Linked DNA regions of Mus musculus: all the other regions are linked to region 1. The links are chromatin loops, found by intact Hi-C in ENCODE. Cell type or tissue: left cerebral cortex. All regions are shown on one strand.

What was found. Peaks named below come from ENCODE experiments on the same cell type or tissue, not always from the same donor. Only the 100,000 strongest peaks of a DNase experiment are listed, where the experiment ranks them.
Region 2: a loop joins it to region 1, with 3 times the contacts of the local background. A loop is called at or near these places in 2 of 42 quality-filtered maps.
Region 3: it touches region 1 in a loop (4-fold over the local background); 6 of 42 quality-filtered maps call a loop at or near these places.

Annotation. Positions count from the first base shown.
Region 1 is chr5:28,066,750-28,074,749 of GRCm38, forward strand. Insig1 (insulin induced gene 1) reads left to right here and starts at 4,663. Exons shown (of 5, transcript NM_153526.5): 1 at 4,663-5,046; 2 at 6,798-6,922; 3 at 7,733-7,899. The coding sequence starts at 4,689. All of the region lies in intron 1 of Gm35223 (a long non-coding RNA gene), which reads right to left. In left cerebral cortex, a CTCF peak has its summit at 4,708; DNase peaks (open chromatin) are centred at 3,552, 3,804, 4,492 and 5,269; H3K4me3 peaks cover 3,259 bases; H3K27ac peaks cover 2,312 bases.
Region 2 is chr5:27,869,713-27,877,712 of GRCm38, forward strand. No RefSeq gene overlaps it. Among named protein-coding and RNA genes, the nearest start is that of Htr5a, 32 kb to the left of the region's middle. In left cerebral cortex, no CTCF peak of the experiment used is centred here; DNase peaks (open chromatin) are centred at 3,885 and 4,706; H3K27ac peaks cover 2,098 bases.
Region 3 is chr5:27,839,202-27,847,201 of GRCm38, forward strand. Htr5a (5-hydroxytryptamine (serotonin) receptor 5A) reads left to right here and starts at 2,746. Exons shown (of 2, transcript NM_008314.2): 1 at 2,746-3,988. The coding sequence starts at 3,248. In left cerebral cortex, a CTCF peak has its summit at 3,687; DNase peaks (open chromatin) are centred at 2,645, 2,881, 3,623, 3,874 and 3 more places; H3K4me3 peaks cover 3,790 bases; H3K27ac peaks cover 2,019 bases.

The DNA.
Region 1 (8,000 bases):
TTCCATGGGCTCAAGTGCAGCCTGCTTCTAGAATCAATGCAAGTAAAAGCAGGAATCTAATTCCACATGTGTTCTTCCCAGGCTAGGGCCTCTTCCCGACTGCTCCCTGCTTCTCCCTCTGCCTCACAAGGCTTGAGGCAGGATATGAGCCCATCAAACACCAGGCCCCAATCTGACCTCCCTGGTCCCATTGTCCTACTTTTCCTCTACAAGCGAAAATCTAGGAGCCTGTCTGCTGACCTAGAGAGTGACACAGAGAGTCACCACAGCTTGCAAGTGGTGTTGCCATCACAGATCTCCTCAAGCCCCTGATCCCAAGAGATCAATTCCCCTACCCCAACCTTCCCAACTGCAAACTCCCACTCTGCCATTCCTTGCCATCAGCCCTTGCTCCCTATGCTGTGATTTTTTTCCTGGAGAAGTGTGAATAAATGTCCACTCATCCCAGGGAGGGCAGTGACTACAGACCAAAGAAACCATTTTACTGAGTTTAGATTAGATAAACAGTGGATCTATTCAGAATAATTATATGAGTGTGGGTGACACAAAGCTCTCACCAAAGGGCCCACTGCAGGCTGCAAAGATGGCTCAATGAGTAAGGGTGTCTGCCCACCACCAAGTCTGATAATGTGAGATCAATCCCTGGGATCCACATTGTAGAGCGAACCCTCCCAAAAGTTGTCCTCTGTCCTCCACACACATGCTGTGGAAGTGAGTGTGCGTGCGCGCACACACACACACACACACGCAAAGTAGCATTTTGTTTTGGTTTTTTATGACCTATTCCAGCATGATTAAGGACTCACAGAATCTGCATCCCTGGAGCTCCTTGCATGCTTTGAAGACATCTCTGTCTCCTCTCCCCAGCAACTGCTTATAGCTTAGATGATGATCTCCACGGAGGCTCCATGAATTCCTAAGCCTCTTGAGCTTTCTGAGACTTCTGCCCCACACACAAGGCAGAGTTTCCCATTTTCAGGGCATAGCTACATAACACTCCATCAACTAAGGAGCCCGCCCCCCAAACCACTGACTTCCCAAGAAGCCTTGCCCTTTGACCCCTGTCTATCCCCACTAAGTCCACTGGGCACTTCTATTTCAGGTAGTGACCAGAATCAACCTGTTTAGGCCCCACAGCTACTGGACTTTCTCTCTCTTCCCTCTCACTTCTTCACAACCAAGAGGGGTCTGTACTGTGACAACCCTGTGACCTTCCCTCCCAGCTGCCCAGTACCTCCCGGGGATCCTCCTAATGTGCCAATGGGGCTGCAGGATGGCATGGAGTTTCCTGTGAGATCTTGTAATTCCACTCATGTCGTTCCATCCGAGGGAAGTGAAAATGCACACACAGAGCTATGCACACATCTTTACTGTGCACACACAGAGCTAAAGAGCAGACACAACTCAAATGTTCATCAGCCAGTGAAGGAACAGACAAAATACAGACTACTACACAATGGAACAAAAGAAACAAAGCACTCCTGTGCTTGGATAAATCTTGAAAGTATTATTGCTAAAAGAACCATCAAAGAGCACACAGTGAATGATTCTGTTTGCAGGAATGCTCAGAACAAGCAGCTCACAGAGGCAGACGGCAGCTTCATGGCAGCCTGAGGCTGGAAAGAGGGAAGGGGCAGCAGTAGCCCTGAAGAAGGTTCTACACCTTCTGAACCTGTGAGCAACCACGGACTGGAGGCCTTCAGTGGGAGAGCTGTACAGCATGTAAATGGGTTTCAACTCTGAAGAAGTTCATGGTTACCTGATTAACAGGTTCTGCCATTATCAAGTGTGACTCCAGAACGTAGTACAGGGACTAGAAAGATGGCTCAGTGGGTGGAAGCTGGCATTCAATACCTGGGACCCACGTGGAAGGAGAGAAGCAACCCTCCAACCACACACAATAAATAAGCGCTTAGAAACCAGAAGCAGGGTGACTAGAGATGGTTAGCAGAGTACCCAGGTGTGGTCCCAGCACCACATGGTGACTTATAACTATCTGTAGTTCCAGTCTGAGGAGATCTGTCATCTTCTGGCCACCTACATGCATGTGACACACACACATATATTTACACACACACATTAAAAATTATAAGCCTTCATAAAATAAACACTTAACAAAGCCACATAGGCTTCTGCATAGAAACACACTTAGAAATGCATACTCTCGCTGATATGTTAACCGCAGCTTGTGCTCAGTGGAGGGGAGAAGGCTGGCATGTGTGTGTCCAGGTGCATTTGTGCACATGCAAGTGGAGGTCAGGGGTAGATCTCAGCAGTCTTCCTCAATTGCTCTCCACCTCTTTTTGAAACAAGGTCTCTCTCCGAACTCAGAGCTCAGTTTTAGGTGTATGATCCAGCTACCATGCTCCAAGGGTCCTGTCTGCCTCCCTAGTACTGGGACAGACATGTACTGCTACATATGTGGCTCCTTGTGGGTTCTGAGGGATCAAACTCCGTTTCTTATTCTTAATCAGCAAACACGTTACTGACCAAGTCATTACCTCACCCCAGATATGATTCTATTTTCTGAACAGTCTACAGTGAGCAAGGGGTGAGACTACATTAAAATAGCCAATCTACTTCCTTATCTAGTCCGTTTTAAGAATTAAGTCACAAATGATCATTGGTATTATCCCAGGAAGAATGGCAGAGATATAGATAAAAAGCAATGGGTGGCTCCCAGGTAAGTTCTCAGTAGATGGAAGCACCTGCAATCAGCAAAGCTGTAATGATTAACATGAAGTGGTACAGTGAAGGGCCAAGGAGCTCCACCTCAAAAGCATCTCCCTAGCAACCCCACTCATCCTCAGGGCCAGAGAAGGGACCCCTGATCTTCCATTTCCAGTATGCATTAAAAACAAACAAAACAAACAAACAAAAACAAAAACCTAGCAGGCCTTGGGTATCATTTTTGATAGGCAGGCAGCCTCTCCAAGAGCCTCAGTTTGAACTCTTCTCTACCGTCACCCTACATTCACTGAAAGTGAGGTAAACTGCTCATGAGCCCATAGCAGCCCCCGTGGGACCCCCAGAGAACCAGGCCACAGGGTGTATCCTTCATGGTCCACAGGGCACCTTGGTCTGCATACCACAACAGCCACCAGGGTTTAAGCCCACAGCTTGCTTTGTCCCGGTGCAGATGAGCTGGTCAAGCAGCAGCAGAGGTTAGACTGCATTAATACTGGCTTGGGTAAGCAGAAGAAACAACCAAGTTGGTAACAGAGCAATTGTCTGAAGATATCAACCCCTGCCCCCAGGCAAGCATCACAAAAGCACACAAAGTATTATTAGAACCTCTTAGCCTACTTGGTAAGAATTATAACAAGAGGAAAAAAATCCGGGGGAGAGTCTGTAAAGACAAGCAAAATGGCTTGAGAAAAAGGGACTGAATTACATCTCAGTGCTCACAAGACAGATGCTTGGTGCTGGGGCGTGGGTGCAGGGTCTGGGACTGTCCCATCAAGCCAGCTTCCTGCAAGTGACTGGCATGTCTGTTCCTTAGGGCCAAGTTTCCTATGAGCGATGTGTCTGTTCCTTGGGGGCAAAATTGTGTGTATTTACACAGGTGTCGCTTTCTCAACATCTGTTTAGAGTACTTGCAGCTGATGATGGGTGGTAGAGGCAGCACCTGCTACATCCCACAGCAGAGACTCACTGCCTTTAACAATTTCCTATCAGCTGAAGCTGGGCAGGCCCTCCTGCTTTCTTGCTGTCAAAAAGGCTCCCATGTTGCTGTAATACACCATACAGTACTGATGTCCCCAACCCCCGTGTGTGTATGCCCATGAAACCTCACATGCATGGACTGGCCAGAGTGTGGAAAATGGCGAAGACCCAAGTTGCAACATTCCTTGAAGTCAAAACTGCTTCAAGCTCTTCCAAACAACGCATAGAGCCGCCTAAGAGAGGAGTGGACAGGCTGTGAGGGAAAGACAGCCAGGTCTCCACACCCGTGTCACGCTGGGAAAATGACAGCCCCCATGATCTCTGAGAAACAGCCTGCTTAGGAGGGTGACTTTGTTTTACACTTTTGGCACAAAGCCACATTCCTTACCTAAGGTCTCACACACACACAGTGCCTTTTCAGGCCTGCTCACCACCCTGTGGTTTTAGCCGGTGGCGTCTTGGCTAGGGGAGCCCTGGTCTGAGCTGTGAACCTGCAGAGCACTTGCCATTAGCAGCCAGCCCAAGCGATCCCAGGTCTTTTAAGCACTCAGGAGGGTTTGCGCTCCGGGTCCTTTCCTTCGGACCTGCGTGGACCTCATTATCTCAGAAACCGAGGTCCGGCAGCGCAATAGGGCAGCATCGGACCATCTGACTCGCTGGCCGCCCGCTCCGGTGCCCGCCCCGGCGCCTGCCCGAATAGCGCGCGCTCGAGCGCGTGCCGGGCACCAGCCCCACCCCCCCGGTGGCGTGTGCATACGTCATATGGGCCGCCCTCCTCCCATTGGCTCCGGCGGCCTCACCAGACCCCGAGCGGACAGGCGCGCGGACAGGGCGGGGCCGCTTGAAGACACGCCCCCCAGCAGGGCGCGCGGGCGGCGGATAGGCTGGGTGAGGTCACGTGGCTCCGGTGGCAGCCTGCCTTATAAGCGGAAACCGCGCGGGGCCGCGGCCGCTCCTGGGCCGTCCGGGCGCGGTACGTGTAGTGTCGTGGCGTGTACCTTCCATGCTGTGCCTGGACGCCGATGCCCAGGCTGCACGACCACGTCTGGAACTATCCAAGCGCGGGCGCTGCGAGGCCGTACAGCCTCCCGCGAGGCATGATTGCGGCGGCCGCTTGTCCGCAGGGCCCCGGAGTCCCCGAACCCGAGCACGCGCCCCGGGGCCAGCGAGCGGGAACCACAGGATGCAGCGCGCGGCCGGGCAGCTGGCACCACGACTTGGTGCAGCGGAGCCTAGTGCTCTTCTCATTTGGCGTGGTCCTGGCCCTGGTGCTCAACCTGCTGCAGATCCAGCGGAATGTCACGCTCTTCCCCGACGAGGTGATAGCCACCATCTTCTCCTCCGCCTGGTGGGTGCCCCCGTGCTGTGGCACGGCAGCGGGTGAGTGCCTTTCCTTGTTCTTGGGGTGGGGGAGGGGGATGAAGGGACACGTCAGCTGTTAAAGTCACCCTTGTTACAAGAAAAGGAGAACGGAGAGGGTAGGAAACCCCAGACGTTGGCGAGCGACAGGCGGAAGTTGGAGGGACTAGTGATGGAGATGAGGTCAGGAGATAATTGGCAGTTTAAGTGGAGGAGTCGCAGCTGTCTCGTTGAGCCAGAAGCCAGGATTGGCCGCCTGGAGAACTGGTGAGGGCAGCACCACGCAGCTATTGGCTGCCTGAGCAAACGTGCTACCTCGCTGGATAACTGAAAACAAACCATCACGTGCGCTCAAGAGGCAGTTGCCAGGGGACAGACTTCTCTGCCTTCTGCAGATTGTGGCTATCAGCCAAACCTTCTGGAACTCCGTGCCCAGTAGACTTGGGACAGGAGGAAAAAAGGAGCCTTTGGGCCTAAGCACACCTATGGTGTCACCTCTTAGGCCCAACGAAACTTGTAACAGTGCCACAGTCTTTTTTCTTTCCTTGATCATTTTGCTGCTTTTTGCCAAAAGTGTTGAGTAATTACAGTCCAACAGATCCTGCATAGTTTACAGTGTACAGCGTTGATAACCATTTGTCAAGTGTTTCTCCCCCCTCAGCCCTGCTTGTCCTTGTCCTGTCCTGTGTAGGTGGGCAGTATTTGCTCAGGTGCATCTTTCCTCCAATCTGCAGCCACAGGACAGCAGGAGCAGTGCCTGTCTGCTTTGAAGCCAGCTTTTATTGACTGCCTGCCTATGCTTTATATGCTGGGCTTGGGTGCTGTGCTGTAGCTGAGTCATGGGTTAAATGTAGGATGCAGGACACTTAACTGTTGATTTCCAAGGCTGCTTGCTCTCAGGCTCACCTGCAGCATTATGAGGGTCAGCCACATGACAGTTGTGTGCTTCTTGGTTGTTTTGGACTGGGGGTGGCCTCATTCATGCTAGGCAAATCATCTGCCACCAAACTACTATCCCCAGCATTTAAAAGTTCCTTGGGGAATAAGATGGAGATTTGAATTCTCTTTTCCTTACATATGAAACCTAAGGCTCTTTGAATTTGAAAGTTTATCTTCAACATGAAGCATCATGTTTGTGATGAAAGTTTAAGGGAACCCAGTAAACCAGTTTCTCATCTGAATATGAGGCTGGACTGGTACTGCTTTCACCACTGAGGCTGAGTGCCTGTGTTCACACTGGACAAGGTGGGACGGCAGCCTGACTGAGGTCTTGTGCCCTGTGTCCATGAGACTGCTCCCACTTGTACTGCAGACAGTCCCTCCCTTCCTGGGTTTTACTCTCTTTGTGTCTTCTGGAGTGCCCAACTTCTGCTGTCCAAATGTTTTGGAGTCCAATCTGTGTTTGTGACAGTTCCTAACTCTGAGAACCACAGAACCTTCTTTGCCCTCCACTTTACTTACATAATCCTCATTTCACACATGCGAAAACAAACTCGAGGAGACCTGTCCAGCCTCTCTCCCTTCTTGAGACCCTACCCTCCTCACAGTGTGAGACTTGTCTTCACTGGGGCCAGGTCAAGGCTGAGAAAAAGAGAGCAGTGTGGGGTGGCCTTCCCACAGCCTTTTCTTACAGGTGTATGTAAGGTAATACTTTGTGCTACAGGTGACAAACTGCCGAGGAAAATAAGTGGTTTGGATCCTACTAATAATGACCACACAAGGACTGATTTTCACCAGTGTATCCTAATCCTGTTTTGTTTTTCTTTAAACAGCTGTTGTCGGTTTACTGTATCCCTGTATTGACAGTCACCTGGGAGAACCACACAAGTTCAAGAGAGAATGGGCCAGCGTTATGCGCTGTATTGCCGTGTTCGTTGGCATCAACCACGCCAGTGCCGTATCCTCAGTTGGTGTCTGTGCAGAGGGTCATCTGGGTTGTGGCAGGGTATATTGACACTGCTCGTCCCCTCGTTCCTGAGCTTCAGAGTATGACTTGGCTTTCACGTGGCAGGAATTTTGGGGTTCCGTTCCTAGGACCTCTGTACTAAGAGTAGAAGCAGAGGTTTACTGTGGCTCAGTGGACTTTTGTCCTCTCTCTTGCCTTCTACCCCACTGATGTGCTCTGTGGTAGTGAGAGCCCTGTCCCTGTTCTCTGTCACAGGAGCCCAAGGCTGGTCAGGAGGTCCCTGCGGGCTTCTACTTTCCATAGCTGACATTTTGCCCTTCGTGTAGGCTGCTGTGGTTTTATGCATTTTCTATGAAAATGACCAATTTGATGGTAAACTCTTCAAATGCTAAGTTTCTAGAGCAACTTAGAGTAAAAGATCTTGTGAAGTTGTGTCTGCACTTGGGGCCTTCCTTTCCTGCCAGCCAGCTCTGAGAGTGCTCACTGACAAGCACTGAATCAACTTACCTACTACCTAGGGGACACAGAGACAACATGGAGACAGTGCCCGCCTGTCTCCACTCACTGAAAAGTAAAGGAGGGAGGAGAGCATTCTTAGCAATCTCCCAGCTGTCAGAAAGTTTACTATTAGAAGCCAGCGCTCTGACTGGTCCTCACTGGGGGTCTTGGGATTGGTCATGTACCATCATTAGAAGCAGACAGTTACTATATAGTGATACACCCTGTACGTAATTCTGGGGTTTAGGGGTTTTTTTTCTTATGATAAATTATAAAATGCTTCCTTAACTTTTGGATCACTAGAAATTAGATTTTGCCAATAATGTCCAGCTGTCCTTGACTTTAGCAGCCCTCTCTTTGGGTTTGTGGTGGACATTTGATCGTTCCCGAAGCGGCCTTGGGCTTGGGATTACCATCGCCTTCCTAGCTACGCTGATCACTCAGTTTCTTGTGTATAATGGTGTCTACCAGTAAGTTCGAATTTAGAATATTACTTTGGTTTTATAACACCTGTTAAAATGTAAATGTTTTTTATGAAAATCTTGAAATGCTTTTTTTCAATGCATATTGA
Region 2 (8,000 bases), 200 kb before region 1:
ATTTTGTTATTGAAGATCAGCCTTAGTCCAAGGTGATCTGATAGGATACATGGGACAATTTCAATATTTTTGTATATGTTGAGGCTTGTTTTGTGACCAATTATGTGGTCAATTTTAGAGAAGGTACCATGAGATGCTGAGAAGAAGGTATATCCTTTTGTTTTAGGATAAAATGTTCTGTAGATATCTGTTAAGTCCATTTGTTTCATCACTTCTGTTAGTTTCACTGTGTCCTTGTTTGGTTTCTGTTTCCATGATCTGTCCATTGGTGAAAGTGGTGTGTTGAAGTCTCCCACTATTATTGTGTGAGGTGCAATGTGTGCTTTGAGCTTTACTAAAGTTTCTTTAATGAATGTGGCTGCCCTTGTATTTGGAGCATAGATATTCAGAATTGAGAGTTCCTTTTGGAGGATTTTACCTTTGATGAGTATGAAGTGCCCCTCATTGTCTTTTTTGATTATTTTGGGTTGGAAGTCGATTTTGTTAGATATTAGAATGGCTACTCCAGCTTGTTTCTTCATACCATTTGCTTGGAAAATTGTTTTCCAGCCTTTCATACTGAGGTAGTGTCTATCTTTTTCTCTGAGATGAGTTTCCTGTAAGCAGCAAAATGTTGGGTCTTATTTGTGTAGCCAGTTTGTTAGTCTATATCTTTTTATTGGGGAGTTGAGTCCATTGATATTAAGAGATATTAAGGAAAAGTAATTGTTGCTTCCTGTTATTTTTGTTAATAAGGTTGGCATTCTGTTCTTGTGGCTGTCTTCTTTTAGTTTTGTTGAGGGATTATCTTCTTGTTTTTTCTAGGGCGTGGTTCCCGTCCTTGTATTGGTTTTTTTCTGTTATTATCCTTTGATGGGCTGGATTCATGGAGAGATAATGGGTGAATTTAGTTTTGTCGTGGACTACTTTGGGTTCCCCATCTATGGTAATTGAGAGTTTGGCTGGGTATAGTAGCCTGGGCTGGAATTTGTGTTCTCTTAGTGTCTGTATAACATCTGTCCAGGCTCTTCTGGCTTTCATAGTCTCTGGTGAAAAATCTGGTGTAATTTCTTTTCTGGTCCAGTCTATTTGGAGTTCTGTAGGCTTCTTGTATGTTCATGGGCATCTCTTTCTTTAGATTTGGGAAGTTTTCTTCAATAATTTTGTTGAAGATGTTTGCTGGTCCTTTGAGTTGAAAAATCTTCATTCTCATCCACTCCTATTATCCGTAGGTTTGGTCTTCTCATTGTGTCCTGGATTTCCTGGATGTTTTGAGTTAGGATCTTTTTGCATTTTCCATTTTCTTTGATTGTTGTGCCGATGTTCTCTATGGAATCTTCTGCACCTGAGATTCTCTCTTCCATCTCTTGTATTCTGTTGCTGATGCTGGCATCTATGGTTCCAGATTTCTTTCCTAGGGTTTCTATCTCCAGCGTTGCTTCACTTTGGATTTTCTTTATTGTGTCTACTTCCCTTTTTAGGTCTAGTGTGGTTTTGTTCATTTCCATCACCTGTTTGGATGTGTTTTCCTGTTTTTCTTTGAGTACTTGTAACTCTTTAGCAGTGTTCTCCTGTATTTCTTTAAGTGATTTATTAAAGTCTTTCTTGATGTCCTCTACCATCATCATGAGATATGCTTTTAAATCCAGGTCTACCTTTTCAGGTGTGTTAGGGTGCCCTGGACTGGGCGAAGTGGGCGTTCTGGGTTCTGATGATGGTGAGTGGTCCTGGTTTCTGTTAGTAGGATTCTTACATTTACCTTTCGCCATCTGGCAATCTCTGGAGTTAGTTGTTATAGCTGCCTTTGTTTAGAGATTGTTCCTCTGGTGATTTTGTTACCCTCTATCAGCAGACGTGGGAGACTAGCTCTCTCCTCTGAGTTTCAGTGGTCAGAGCAGTCTCTGCAGGCAAGCTCTCCTCTTTCAGGGAAGGTGCACAGTTATCTGGTGTTTGGACCTCCTCCTGGCTGAAGATGAAGGCCCAAAACAGGATCTTTCCCAGAAGCTGTGTTGCTTTGGCCAGGAAGGTGGCCAGTTGTCTGGAGCTGAAGATGGCGCCGCCTCAGAAGCTCTGTGGCCCTCGCCTGTTCCAGAAACTGCTGGCCTCTATATTCCACACCCTCACCCGTGCAGCCTGCCCTCCGCGGAGTCCCAGAACCAAGGTGGCTCCCGCCGGAGCCTTAGGCAGAAACCTCTCGGGCTGGGCGGACCCCTGTGCTCTCACCAGGAAGGTGGCCAGTTGTCTGGAGCCGAAGATGGCGCCGCCTCAGAAGCTCTCTGTCTCTCCGGCCCTGAACTTCTTATCATCCTTCTTATATCACCAGAGTGCTGGGATCATAGGCATATGCTATTCACCTGGTTTATAAGCTGCTGGGGTTGAATCTGTGTGCTTTTTGCATGCCAATGTGTGTGGTCTACCAAATGAGCCATGTCCCAAACCTGGGATGTGTTTTCACTATTTTCAGTAAAAGAAAAATGGAGATTCAACTCTGGTATTAACCAGAAAAGAACATGGAGCATTAATCACTAAGTCCAGGTGCTTGTATAAACTACTAGAAAGGGGGAATTATAACACATCTCTTTTTAAAAGAATTTATGAAAGAAGAAAAGGCAGCATGATGTCAGCCTCATGATATTGTTCCATGATGCTAATCTCATGATGTCACCCTGTGATGTCAACTTCATGATACCACACTCACACTGACACTTAAGATGTGTGATTCTCATGGTGGGACCTTCACAATGTCACCCTCACAGTACCATTCTAGAGATGTCACTCTCATGATGTTAACCCTCAATGTCACCCTCACTGTACATTGCTAGAGATGTCACTCTCACAATGCCAACCCACAATGTCACCCTCACAGTACCATGCTAGAGATGTCACTCTCATGATGTCATCCCACAATGTCACCCTCACAGTACCATGCTAGAGATGTCACTCTCACGACACGATGCCACCCCACAATGTCACCCTCACAGTATGCTAGAGATGTCACTCTCACGATGCCACCCCACAATGTCACCCTCACAGTACCATGCTAGAGATGTCACTCTCACGATGTCACCCCACAATGTCACCCTCACTGTACCATGCTAGAGATGTCACTCTCATGATGTCACCCCACAATGTCACCCTCACAGTACCATGCTAGAGATGTCACTCTCATGATGTCACCCCACTATGTCACCCTCACAGTCCCATGTTAGAGATGTCACTCTCATGATGTCACCCCATGATGTCACACAACCGGAGCTTTTCTCTCTATTTTACATTCCAGGTGATTTTCTAGTTTCACTTTTAAAATATTTCTGACAAGAGTGTTAAGGATCAAATTTCAATCAGAAACAAAAGTGTTTGTAACCTTGAAAGCTACCTGAGCTGGAGACCAGACTTTGAGTGGCAAAAGGCCCTTTTAAATGTATTTCAAATAGACTAGTTTGGCAACATTTTTTTTTTTGGCCCAATAAATGACAAAAGCAGCCAAATGTTTCTCTCTGAAGCCTGGCTGGGGAAGTACTGTGTGAGTCCTGATGAGTCCCCCGTGGTTTATCAAAGTAATCAAGGCTGGTTATAGAAAATTCCAGCAAAGTGTGTGTTATTATCTTTCACAGGGTGAACCAAACAAGGCATGCGGTGCCCATCTGTCTGCTCCCGCTGCAGGGACTTCCAGGGCGAGGGGGGAGGAGAGGATGCTCTCTGTCCCTTCTTGCTATGTAACCCTGCTGATGGGTAGACGTGAGTGTGCACCATGAATTATTAATAGAAGAAGCTGTGAGGCCATACATATTCAGAGGGGTACATCTGCCTTCCCCAATGCCTTATGTAAGGAAGAAAACACACATTTTTACTGAGGCAAACAATTTGTCAACCCCAAATCTCTTTCTTGCCTGTTCCCAAACACTACAAGGAGAAAAAAAAAAAGAGAGAGCGTCATCTGACACATCCTATAAATGTTCAGCTGAGTCGCACCAGTGTGGGAGACAGAACAGGATTGCAGTCTGGGGAGACATATGAGCTAGCAATGTCACTGTGTCCCCAGGGGATGGGAAGCTGTCTGTAGGGGCTAGACAGGGGGGCAATCTTCCCACCCCCTGTGAACAGCTTGTTCACACAGGTGCAGTATGACATTTAAAAACAATGTGTGAAACTGCAGAAGAGACAGAGAAGGGCAGCCCCCAGGGGCATTTCAGTCTGAGGAATGGGCAGGGCTTAGAGGCCCTCTAGGACATTGGCAGTCACATCTAGCACACAGCTCTGTGTTTCTGCATGTCCCCTTCCACTAGGACAAAAGATGGAGCATGCAACATTTCTTCTGGCGTTCAAGAGCTCGTTGGCATCTGTAGGTCTTTGAAACAATTTATTTATGTGTATGTGTGTGTGTGCTTGCTTGTGTGCAGGTGCCCATCGATAAGAAGAGGGCACAAATCCTCCAGAACAGAAATGGCAGACAGTTGTGAGCCAACTGATTTGGGTGCTGGGCACTGAAGTCGAGTCCTCTGCAAGAGCACTAAGTGCTCTCAACCACCAGGCTCTCTCCCCAGCCCATCAGATAGTTTTAAGGTTTACTTATCTTTATTTTATATGCATGACTGTTTTGGCCTATTTATATGTGTACACTGAATGTATGCAGTGGCTGAAGAAGCCAGAAGTGTGTATTGGCTGCCTTTGGGTCTTTTTTATCGTTGACAGGCACAGGACCGTACATATTTGGGGTTATAGTGTGTTCTTTCAATGTGTATAAATACACACAGCTATATATAAGATGCGTGGTGATGTCTTCAGGGTAATTAGCATAACTTTCTCCTCGAAGACTGACTCGGTGTTAGGAACATTCAAACACTGAAAATCCACATGAATCTGAACCCCAGGCACCCCACCCATTGGCTATAGACAAGGGAGTTTACATTTTCAGTCTGAGGATAAGAATATGTGCTGTTTATGTTTCCGAGTCTGGATTTTATTTGGTTGGTTAGTTTAGGCAGGCTTTCTCTACACAGCCCTGGTTGTCCTGGAGCTATGCCTACCAGGCTGGTCATGATCTCACAAAGTTCTGCCTTCCTCTGCCTCCAGAATCCTGCAATTAAAGGTGGCCTATGCTGCCCAGCTCTGTGTCAAGCTTCTCATACTGGACAAACGTCCTCTAGTTCTCCTCACGTTGCTGCCAATGACAGAATTTCGTTCATTCTTTACACCTAAGTAGCATCCGTCTGTGCCTGTGTGCTGTGGTTTCTTTATCCACTAACTTTCCAGGGAGTTCTGGGTTCATTCCATAGCTTACCTATTGCAGACAATCCTGAAATGAGCCTGTGAGTACAGATGACATTCCTAGGTCCCTCTTCTTTGGACTGCCATTGAACAGCAGGCTTGCTGAATCACGGCTGTTTTGGTGGGTACTGCAGACCGTAGTGGGCTACACAGGCACTATGACACCACTGAATCTTCCAACCCACAGACTCACAGTGGCTGTCCACTTCTGTGTGTCCTTGTCAAGGTCTTTCCTCCCTCCCTCCCTCCCTCCCTCCCTCCCTCCCTCCCTCCCTCCCTCCTTCCCTCCCTCCCTCCCTCCTTCCCTCCCTCCCTCCCTCTCTACTTTCTCTCTTTCCTTTATTTCTACAAGTTTGTGGTTTCTTCCTTTGTTTCTTAACTAGGCTTTGCACAATAGCTCTTAAATCAGCCATTTTATCTTGTGTGGTATAAAAGCCTAGTCCCTGGAAGATGGCATGTTACTGTAATGGTTCTACAGCCAAGCTTGCCCCACACCCTCAAACAAGGGATGGATGACCCTGGAGGTGAGCAGGGAGGCTGCATGAAGAGAGGATACTGCACTGTGGATTCAGCCACACAGGAGGGTGAGAGCTTCACTCTGAGACAGGAGCAGAGGGAGAGGAGTCTGGAACACCAGGAGGATTTGCTAAGCAGGACCACCCTGCTGGGAATGGCACAGTTCCTAGGGAACAGTTGCAGATAAAACCCAGCAGTTATTTCGCTGTAGTTTTTCACAAATAGTGTTTGGCTAAAGCTCACTCAAACACAGCAAGTTCTTAAGGAAACAAAAAAAAAAAAAAAAAGTGGGCACTGTAGGGATGAGCCAGCAGTTAAGTGCACTCGCTTCATTTGCAGAGGACCCAGCTTCAGTCCCCAGCACCCATATGGAGACAGAGCCTGACCAGTCAGAAGCCTTCAGGCCAGCTAGCCTGGGGTCCACGGAGGAAAAAAAATGGCAGAGACTGCTTCAGCGAGGTGGGAGGAGAGAACCAACTCCCAAAAGTTGTCCTCTGGCTTCCACATGCATTCTTTGCACAGATGCACATGTGACACATGACACATGTGTGCCTGCACTAACACATACCACAAGCACTTGTAAGGGTCCATGATTGCTAAAGAATGATACCCTGGACTCAAATAATATGTAAGCACAAAGAGTGTTTTATTCTGCACAAGTTCAGCATGCTGGGGCCTCCCATTACCAAGATAGAGAGACAACCAAGTGAGCTCGCAGGCTCCATTTAAAGCACATTGGAATTCCAGGGTAGGTGACCTCTATGCTAATTTGTCCATCTCTACAGACACTCCATTATCAGGGTATGGGGGCTGGAAACTTGCTGGGGAGGTCTGGAAACTGCTGCTGACCCATTGTCCTTGCCTCAGGCCAGGTGGTAGGGCAGCTTCTGAGGCCTAGACGTGCCTGGAATTGCCCAGTTCTTGGAAACAGATTTAGGCCTAGGCTCGTTTGAAGCCTGTCATGGAATCAGCTTATCCTTCTCACGTTCAGTAAGGACATTTTAAGTCATTGTGATTTAGCATCATGTAAAATTTTGTACAATGTCTTATTAGCATTAATTGTGTGTAATATTGGGTTCTGTTATATTGTTTTCACACATATGCATAATGTATTTACAAATTCATTCCACCACTCATGAGCCCCCATCCCATTCCTGCTGACCCCCCTCTTCCCAAGTAGCCCCTGCTTCTACTCCCATGCCTCTTTTGTGTGTGAGCTAATGAGTCCATTGGGGCTCCTTATAGAAGCACGGTTGAGTCATGGGCACCTTACCAGTGAATATACCACTGAAGAAATTGTCTCTCTAGCAAACGGCATCTGGATCCTCAGGGATGGGGCGGGGCCTTGTGAACCCTTCCCAGCAACCTGTTTTGTATTTAATTTTTAATTTTTTTCTTAGAACCAAAGGTGGTAGATAACTCCAAGAAATCATGTCTTCCAGACTTCACAATAGGACTGATGCACATCTGAACTCACAGAGGTCCTGGCTGTATACATATAATGCACGCAAGGGTCCAGGGTTAGGGAAACAAAGCCCCACTCATAACCAGGAAGCTCTCTGCAGCTGATGCCTGCTAGGAAGTGGAAAGCAGTTCTCTCCAGTGGAGTCTCGCTGAGTACACTGCAGGGCAGGCCCCATGCCCAGGAGCCCAACACAAAATGGACTCCATGTTTTCTTTGGATGTTTTGTTTTGTTTTGTTTTGCTTGTTTTTTTGTTTTTGTTTTTCTTTTGGTCTTTTGCTTCTTTTAATTTTCATGTTTGTTTGTTTGTTTGTTTTCCCTTGAGAGAGAAAAAGCAAAAGAACACAGAGTTGAGTGGATAGGGAAGTGGGGAAGATCTGGGAGGAGTTGAGGAAGGGGAAAACATGATCAAAATGTATTGTCTGGGGGCTGGAGATATGGCTCAGTGGTTAAGGATGCTGGCTGCTCTTCCACAGGACCCAGGTTCAAATCCCAGCACTTGCATGGCAACTCACAGCTGTCTGTTACTCCAGAATCCAATACCCTCACACAGGCATACATGCAGGCAAAACGCCAATGCACATAAAACACATTTACATATTAAATATTGTATGAAAACCCTTTTAAAGTGTAATATTTTTGTTTCCAGCATTTCATACATGAAAACAATGAAGCATGATCATATCTTCCTCTTCAACTACCAGCATATCACTCCAAACCTCCTTTTTCTAGTGATGATTCATTAAGTCCAGTTAGCGCTGCCCATATGTGTGT
Region 3 (8,000 bases), 230 kb before region 1:
GATTCAGCAGGAAAAGGTCCCAGCTGCAGACTGATGGTCTGTCTGAGTCTGGCCCTAGAACCTACAGGTGAAAGAAGAGAAACAATTCCCAAAAGTTGTTCTCTGACCTTGACATCTGTACCGCAGCACTTGCACACACACACACACACACACACACACACACACACACACACACGACACACAACAACAACACACACACACTAAAGAACCCTAATGGGTACTGTGCCTTTTGAACTGGACCAAATCCCATTCAGGAATTTGTCATACCAACCCAACAACAACACACACACAAACAAGAACCCTAATGGGTACTTTGCCTTTTGATCTGGACCAAATCCCATTCAGGAATTTGTCATACCAACCCATAGTCATTTGGGTTATTGAATTATTCAGAATTTCCAGATGGTGACACATTTATAATGCAGCATCATGGGACTGGGGTGATGGTTAAATGGTTAAGAGCATGTATTGCTCTTCCAAAGGACCTGAGTTTGGTTCCCAGCATCTACATCAGGCATCTCACAGCCACCTGTTACCTCAGATCCAGGGGATCTGATGCATATGTGACCACATATGCATATAATGACCACATGTGTATAATCTATAAAAAATTATTTCACGTGCGTTGGTATTTTGCCTGCATGTATATTTGTGTGAGGGTATCAGAGCCTCTGGAACTGGAGTTACTAGAACTGGAGCTGCAGGCAGTTGTAAGCTGCCATTGGGTGCTGGAAATTGAGCCTGAGTCCTCTCCAGCCCCACATAAAAAGAATTGCATTCATTAACTTTAGCATCAACCTTGATTCACAGGTCTCTAAGTACTTGTAAGCTGCCAGATTTCTAAAGGTGTGTTTGAATGTTCTAAAATATTGGCAATTATTTTCCTTAAAGGCTTACCTCACTCCTTTGAAAGAAAATATCTGCTGTATATGCAAGTGTGAAAAATGGTAGCTTATCTGTCCATAATTCTTTTAAGGAAAACATTGTTATTTATTTTAAAATACTTCCAGTTCTAGCCAACACATATGTAAGTATGTACATAGCACTCCTTAACAGAAGCATGTCCCACATTTATACCACCAACATGGCTATTAACATTTTTAAAAAGCAAATATTACCTTAGTATTGTTGCAGAAAAATTTGATCCAAGAAAATCCAGTGAAAGGTGATGGGGCTACCAAGGGTCAATGGCTAATTGTGTGTGTGTGTGTGTGTGTGTGTGTGTGTGTGTGTGTGTGTGTGTGTGAGAGAGAGAGAGAGAGAGAGAGAGAGAGAGAGAGAGAGAGAGAGAGAAGGCAACTTCTGTGATCATTTTGTAGGCACTGTCCACATTATTTTATGTCATTGGCCTGGAACTCTCCAGCTAGGCCAGGACAACCAGTACACTTCAGAGACCTGCCCATCTCTAGCCCACAGTGCTGAGATGACAGATGTGTACTACCATATCCTCTTATTTATGTATTACTATTATTATTATGCACACACACAAGCTCCTGTGTGTACTGTGTGTATGTGGGTGTCATAAGCCATAGTGCACATGCAGAGAGACAGCTTTCTGCAGTTGCTTCTCTCCTTGAGGGCTGGGGCTGTAGCTCAATGACAGTGTTCTTTGCCTAGTATGTGCAAAGCTCTGGGCCTCAACTCTTACACTGAAACAAAGAAAACTCCTAGGTCAGACCTTTTGATAGTTTTACAAGCATGCATGGGTAATTTTTTTAAATTTTATTTCATTTATTTTTTGAGTCGGAGTCTCACTATGTAGCCCTGGCTGGCCCTGACCTTGCAGAGCTCCACCGGCCCCAAGCTCAAGTGCTAGGATTAAGGGCTGAACCATCATGACTGTCTCAATACTTTTCAAGCATGTTTCAAGCATTTCAAGTGCCGTAGAGATTTTCTCTTTTTTTTCTTTAGGGTTTGTTTTTGTTGTATGTGTATGTTTACATGCTTGTATGTGTACATGGTGCCTGTGGAAGCCAGAATAAGGTGTCATATCCCCTGGACATGGAGTTACAGCCAGTTGTGGGCCACTGTGTGAGTCAGTCCTGCGAACCAAAGCAGGTTCTCAGCAAGGGAAGCCAATGATCTTAATGGCTGAGCCATTCCCTCCAGCTTCTTTTCCATAGAAACTTCTGTAGAGTCACTAGAGAGGCTCCTGTAAGCCTCTTTCTAAGCTCAGGAAACAAGCACCCTATCTCCAACAGTCATCAATCTTTCTCCTTTAAAACAAACAACTCTTTAAGTGAGGCCACCGAGCTCTCCGAGTTAGGAGGCAACCACATACGGAAACCTGGAAGGGAACAACAGTAGGCTGTTAGGAAGTTAGTTGGTTAGTTGGTTGGTTAGTTAGCCTAACCCAGGACACCTGTACTTCAAGCAAATGGCTCGAAGTCTCAAAATCACCTTCAGAGGGAGCATGAGTGCTGGAAGAAGGGTTTAGGAAAGTTTACTAATTAATTCCCGGCCACTGACCCAGTGGTAAAGAGCGATGGGACTGTGGATAGACACCAAGCTGCGTGCTGGTATAGGCAGCGGCACCGTGGACAGCGCCAAGCACTGAGCTGCACACAAAGCCAGTGCTGAATACTCCCATGCAGAGAGCCGGGTGGAGAGAGGCGGCTTCATCAGCTGATGCCTTACGTAGTGCGGGAGCCCCACTTTGCTAAAGCAGGTCTGGGTGGGCGCGCCAGCGTGCCCTCTCGGAGCAGCAGCCTCAGGCACGGTGGAGAGAGATCAGGACAGGGCAGAAGGCCATCTCCAGAAAGCAGGTATCTACGTGGCTTCCAGTCCCCAACCCCCACCCCTCGGAGCCACTGCCGGGAGAGGGGGGAGGTGGGCAAGGAGCAACCCTGGACCAGCGACTGTTCTGACGCACTAGCTGAGTTCTGGGCATCCACCCTGCACTGGGCGGGGGCCGACCTCAAGGATGCTCTGCTGCAGGCGACCAGACAACAGTCTCCGCCTAGGTGAGGAACAGCAGGCATGTGATAGCAAAGGCGGGCCCTGGCTTCTAGATTCAGCCCCTTGAGTCCGCTTTCCATATCTCTAAGGATACCTGGGCTGCGCTGCTTGTAGCCCAGCACCCTCCTCTCTGCTACAATTTCCTCCGGACTCTGACTGGGTGGAGACTGAGGCCAGGTTCTTGGCTCTTAGCAAAATCCTCTCCATTGGCCATCGGTCGCAAACATCTAGATTGACTTCAGTGGGCTCGGTGGCAACACAGTCTAAACACAGGTGTCCTGGGACAGCAATGGATCTGCCTGTAAACTTGACCTCCTTTTCTCTCTCTACTCCCTCCTCTTTGGAACCTAACCGCAGCTTGGACACGGAAGTCCTGCGCCCTAGTCGGCCTTTTCTCTCAGCTTTCCGAGTGCTAGTCCTGACTTTGTTGGGCTTTCTAGCTGCGGCCACATTCACTTGGAACCTGCTGGTGCTGGCTACCATCCTCAAGGTACGCACCTTCCACCGAGTACCACACAACCTGGTAGCTTCCATGGCCATCTCGGATGTGCTAGTGGCTGTGCTGGTTATGCCACTGAGCCTGGTACATGAGCTGTCTGGGCGCCGCTGGCAGCTGGGCCGGCGTCTATGCCAGCTGTGGATCGCATGTGACGTGCTCTGCTGTACTGCCAGCATCTGGAATGTGACAGCAATAGCTCTGGACCGCTACTGGTCAATCACGCGCCACCTGGAGTACACACTCCGTACCCGCAAGCGTGTCTCCAATGTGATGATCCTGCTCACCTGGGCACTCTCCACTGTCATCTCTCTGGCTCCACTGCTATTTGGCTGGGGAGAGACTTATTCTGAGCCCAGTGAGGAATGCCAAGTCAGTCGCGAGCCTTCCTACACCGTGTTCTCCACCGTGGGTGCCTTCTACCTGCCGCTGTGCGTGGTGCTCTTTGTGTACTGGAAAATTTACAGGGCGGCGAAATTCCGCATGGGCTCCAGGAAGACCAACAGCGTCTCCCCCGTACCCGAAGCTGTGGAGGTGGGTGCTATAAGGATCGTTAGAAAATACGTCACTTGTATCTCACAGGCTTTTCTTGCAGCGCACTTCACCTTATGTCTGTGGAAGGTAAAACTCTCCAGTTTGGGGAGAGGTAGATGAGGGAGGAAGGGGGGGCTCAAGAGCCAGAGACTCCCTTTGCTCTAAGCACTGAATTACAGAGGCCCTCCCATACTGAATGTCTGGGGGATTGTTTTCTTTCTTGAAAAATGAGGGGTTTGCCATCCACATTCTACCTGGTCCACTTTGGTACTAAAGTCCTGTGGATGGGCAGTACCTGGGAAAGCTGGTGTCTTGGAGACACTGGCTCAGTAACTCAGGAAAAACAAACAAACATGCAGTTTTCTGCATGGGTGTTCGGAGGAGGGAAGATTAGAATGATTGACAGGATGAGTGCCACATAGCAGGCATACCATTTGTGTTGTTTTCTAGGCTGTCTTGCAAACTATAATTTCTGGGTTGCTGTCCTTCTTCATTCTTCAGTGTCCTAGTAATGCCACCCCCCCCCCCACACACACACCATAAGATTAAAGACAACTGTGTCATGGTGACTGCATGTGCTGTCCTCTTCCCTTGTGGGTTGTAACAATGCTTTCTGAGTCTATTTACTGCAGCCCCGTTGGGCCATGGGCGCCACTAAGGACCACTTGGCCTGACTGCCTTCTCTTTGAGTAATATGCAGGAGAAAATTGAAGTTTCACATCAGACAGCTTCCCAGCTCCCAACAGCTGGCATTTGAAGCAGACAATCTCTAAATGGAAGTCCTGCTTTCTTCCACCCTGTCCCACCCATGCTTTCTCTGCCTGCCATCTCCTTAACTCCTTGAAGATCCGAGCTGTGAGTCAGGGTTCTCCATGAAAAGGAGCCAGCTCCCTACTCATCACTGAGAGTCTCACTTGTCTACTGAAGTCACATCAGACAAGGACACAGTCTCTGATTCCTGTTGCTAGGCTCTGGGGCAGCAGACTAGTCTAAATGAATGTGTAGAATATGTTGTGCTGGCTTGATGTAAAAACAAGCCTGAGAGTGGGGGTTATTTGTGAAGGCAATGTGAGTGTGCTGAGTTTCCACTCACTAAAGCTTAGGTGTAGGCAGGAGAAGGAAAAAGCATCCCTTTTGTTTTTAGAATACAAACAAACTTTGTTGGAGGCTATCTGTTTCCCCATCTCCAACAGTGGCCCTCCACCAAGCATGACGTTTGGACTGCCTGATGATTTCTAATAGTGCAGGGTGGCCCCAAAGAATTTCGAGGATCAGAATTCATAGAGCTGAATTTTGGAAACTCTGCTGCGTCCACCAAGAAGCAGGGAACTGGGTTCTAAGTAGCTTTAGGCTACTAAAGCTTGGAGTCCACTTCTGCTTTTCCTGGTATGAGAAATGGGAACCCCAGCTTTGCTTTCCCCTGAATTTCAATGACCATATAAGAAAGATGAAGTTGGTTCTAAGGTCTATCTCTAGCCTGGGGTGAGACCTAGCACTCCATACAGCCAAAATGGAGAGCAGAGGGATAAGTTGCCCCCTGATGAGACAATGTACTTTCCTTTTCTGAATCTTCTTCTCTGGTGCAGCCTCTTGTGAGTTAACCCCATGTGACCTTCCCTGCTTGCTTTCTTTCTTTCTTTCTTTCTTTCTTTCTTTCTTTCTTTCTTTCTTTCTTTCTTTCTTTCTCTCTCTCTCTCTCTCTCTCTCTCTCTCTCTCTCTCTTTCTTTCTTTCTTTTTCAGACACTGGCTGAAGGCTATGAATGCTTTCACTGAATGCTTTCATTGGTACTCTGGGCACTTTCACTTTCTCTCTGAAGCCCCTTCTCCGTTTGTCCCAAGCTGCTTGCTCACAACAATTACCGGCATGACTTTCTCTCTCCTTCTTCTCTATTTCCCAGCTATTGACAACTGGAGAGATTCACAGCTTGCCTGATCTGTTGTTTTTCAGTGTGTGTGCCTGTGTGTGGGGTAGGGTGTGTGTGTGCATGTGTGTAAATCAGAGGACAACTGGCAGGAATTGGTTCTCTGTTTCCAACCAATGGGTTCCAGGTCATCAATGTTAGAGGCAAATGTTTTTACCACTGAACCACCTCGATATTCTCAGATAATTTTTATTGCATTTTAAAAATTATTTTATTTTATGTGTTTTATGTGTTTAGGTATTTTTCATGTATGTATGTATGTATGTGTATATATATGTATGTGTGTATATGTATATATATATGTATGTATGCATGTGTATATATATGTATGTATGCATGTGTATATATATGTATGTATGCATGTGTATATATATGTATGTGTGTGTATATGTATATATGTATGTATGTATGTATGTATGTATGTATGTATTATGTATACCATGTGTGTGCCTGATATACATACATACAAAGGCCAGAAGAGGGTGTTGGATCACCTGGAACTGGAGTTACAGTTGTGGTCTGCCACATGAGTACTGGCATCAAATCTGGGTCTGTTGGTTAAGCTGTGTGTACTCTTTTATTTTTTGAGACGTGGTCTCACTATGTAGCCCTGGCTGTCCTGGAACTCACTTTGTGAACCAGGTTGGCCTCAAACTCAGAGACCCACTTGCCTCTGCTTCCATAGGCTGAGATTAAAGGTGTGTGCCACCACCCCAGCTGAACAGCTGTAATCTTAACCTCCGAGGCATCTCTCCAGCCCACCCCAGACAAATTTCAAACTGTATATCAAATGAATTGATCTTTATAGTGTGATGGCTAGAGGCAGCTTTAACTCAGTGCAAACTGGCAGCCACAGTAGAGGCAAATGTCTTTTCAAGTTAGGATGGGGGCTTGGTAGGTGACTACATTCCCTCTGGAATAACTTCATTGAGCAGATCTTAAATAGTGACTTCAAGCTAATAAGAGATACTGATTCTTTTAAGGAGCTTTCTGCTAATAGATTATGATAGATATAGATTGATGACAGTGATAGATGATAGATAACATATAATTGATACATGACATATATAAAAAGATGAAAGGCAAATAATAGATAATCCATTGGTATATGTAGCCTCCCATACTTCTGAGGACAGAGGTTTATTTAGGGGTATCCAGAGAACCACATCTTGCATAGATCTCTGGTCTTTACTTTTTAAGACTATTTGGAAAGGTCTAGCTTCATGTTGGATACTTTCTAAGTTGGTAGGTTTATAGGTCCATTTACTTCTTACTTTTGAGTCCATTTATTTAAAGAAAAAACTAAGCTAGTCATGGTGGTGTACACCTTTAATTCCAGTACCCTGGAAGCAGAGGCAGGAAGATCTCTGTGAACTTGAGGTCAGCATAGTGAGTTCCAAGACAACCAGAGCTATAAAAAAAGATAGAAGAATCACCCTAAAATCCTGACTCTGAGAGCCAATCAACCAGTCTGAGCCATAGCATCTCACCAGAAGGCATTCACTGGACCCCAGTCTCAGGCACCAGCCAGCTTATGCTTTTGTCCAGGGACTACTGGCTCTCTGAAGAGAGAGGGAAAGGGAGAGGGAGAGGGAAAGGGAGAGGGAGAGGGAGAGGGAGAGGGAGAGGGAGAGGGAGAGGGAGAGGGAGAGGGAGAGGGAGAGGGAGAGGGAGAGGGAGAGGGAGACCTAATTCGAGACCTAACTGCAGACTGCTACGTGAAGCTTTAGTTACTTGAAGCAAACAGCTCAACACGATGGCCTGGCACATGGACATCCTTGTTTGCAAATTCTGGAAGAGCAAAACACCACCCAGCAGTAAGAGTTCAGGGAGCATCCAGAATCCAAAGAGCCAGTAGTCCCTGGACAAAAGCATGAGCTGGCCGGTGCCTGAGACTGGGGTCCAGTGAATGCCTTCTGGTGAGATGCTATGGCTCAGACTGGTTGATTGGTTCTCAGAGTCAGGTTTTTAGGGTGACTCTGATTTGATTGGCTGGCTTCCGAGTAAGGACTGAGGGTTAATGATGACTGGCTCCTTCACAAGCTTGTGCTAGGGGAAACTGCATTGTCCTTGATCAGTGGAAGAGGTT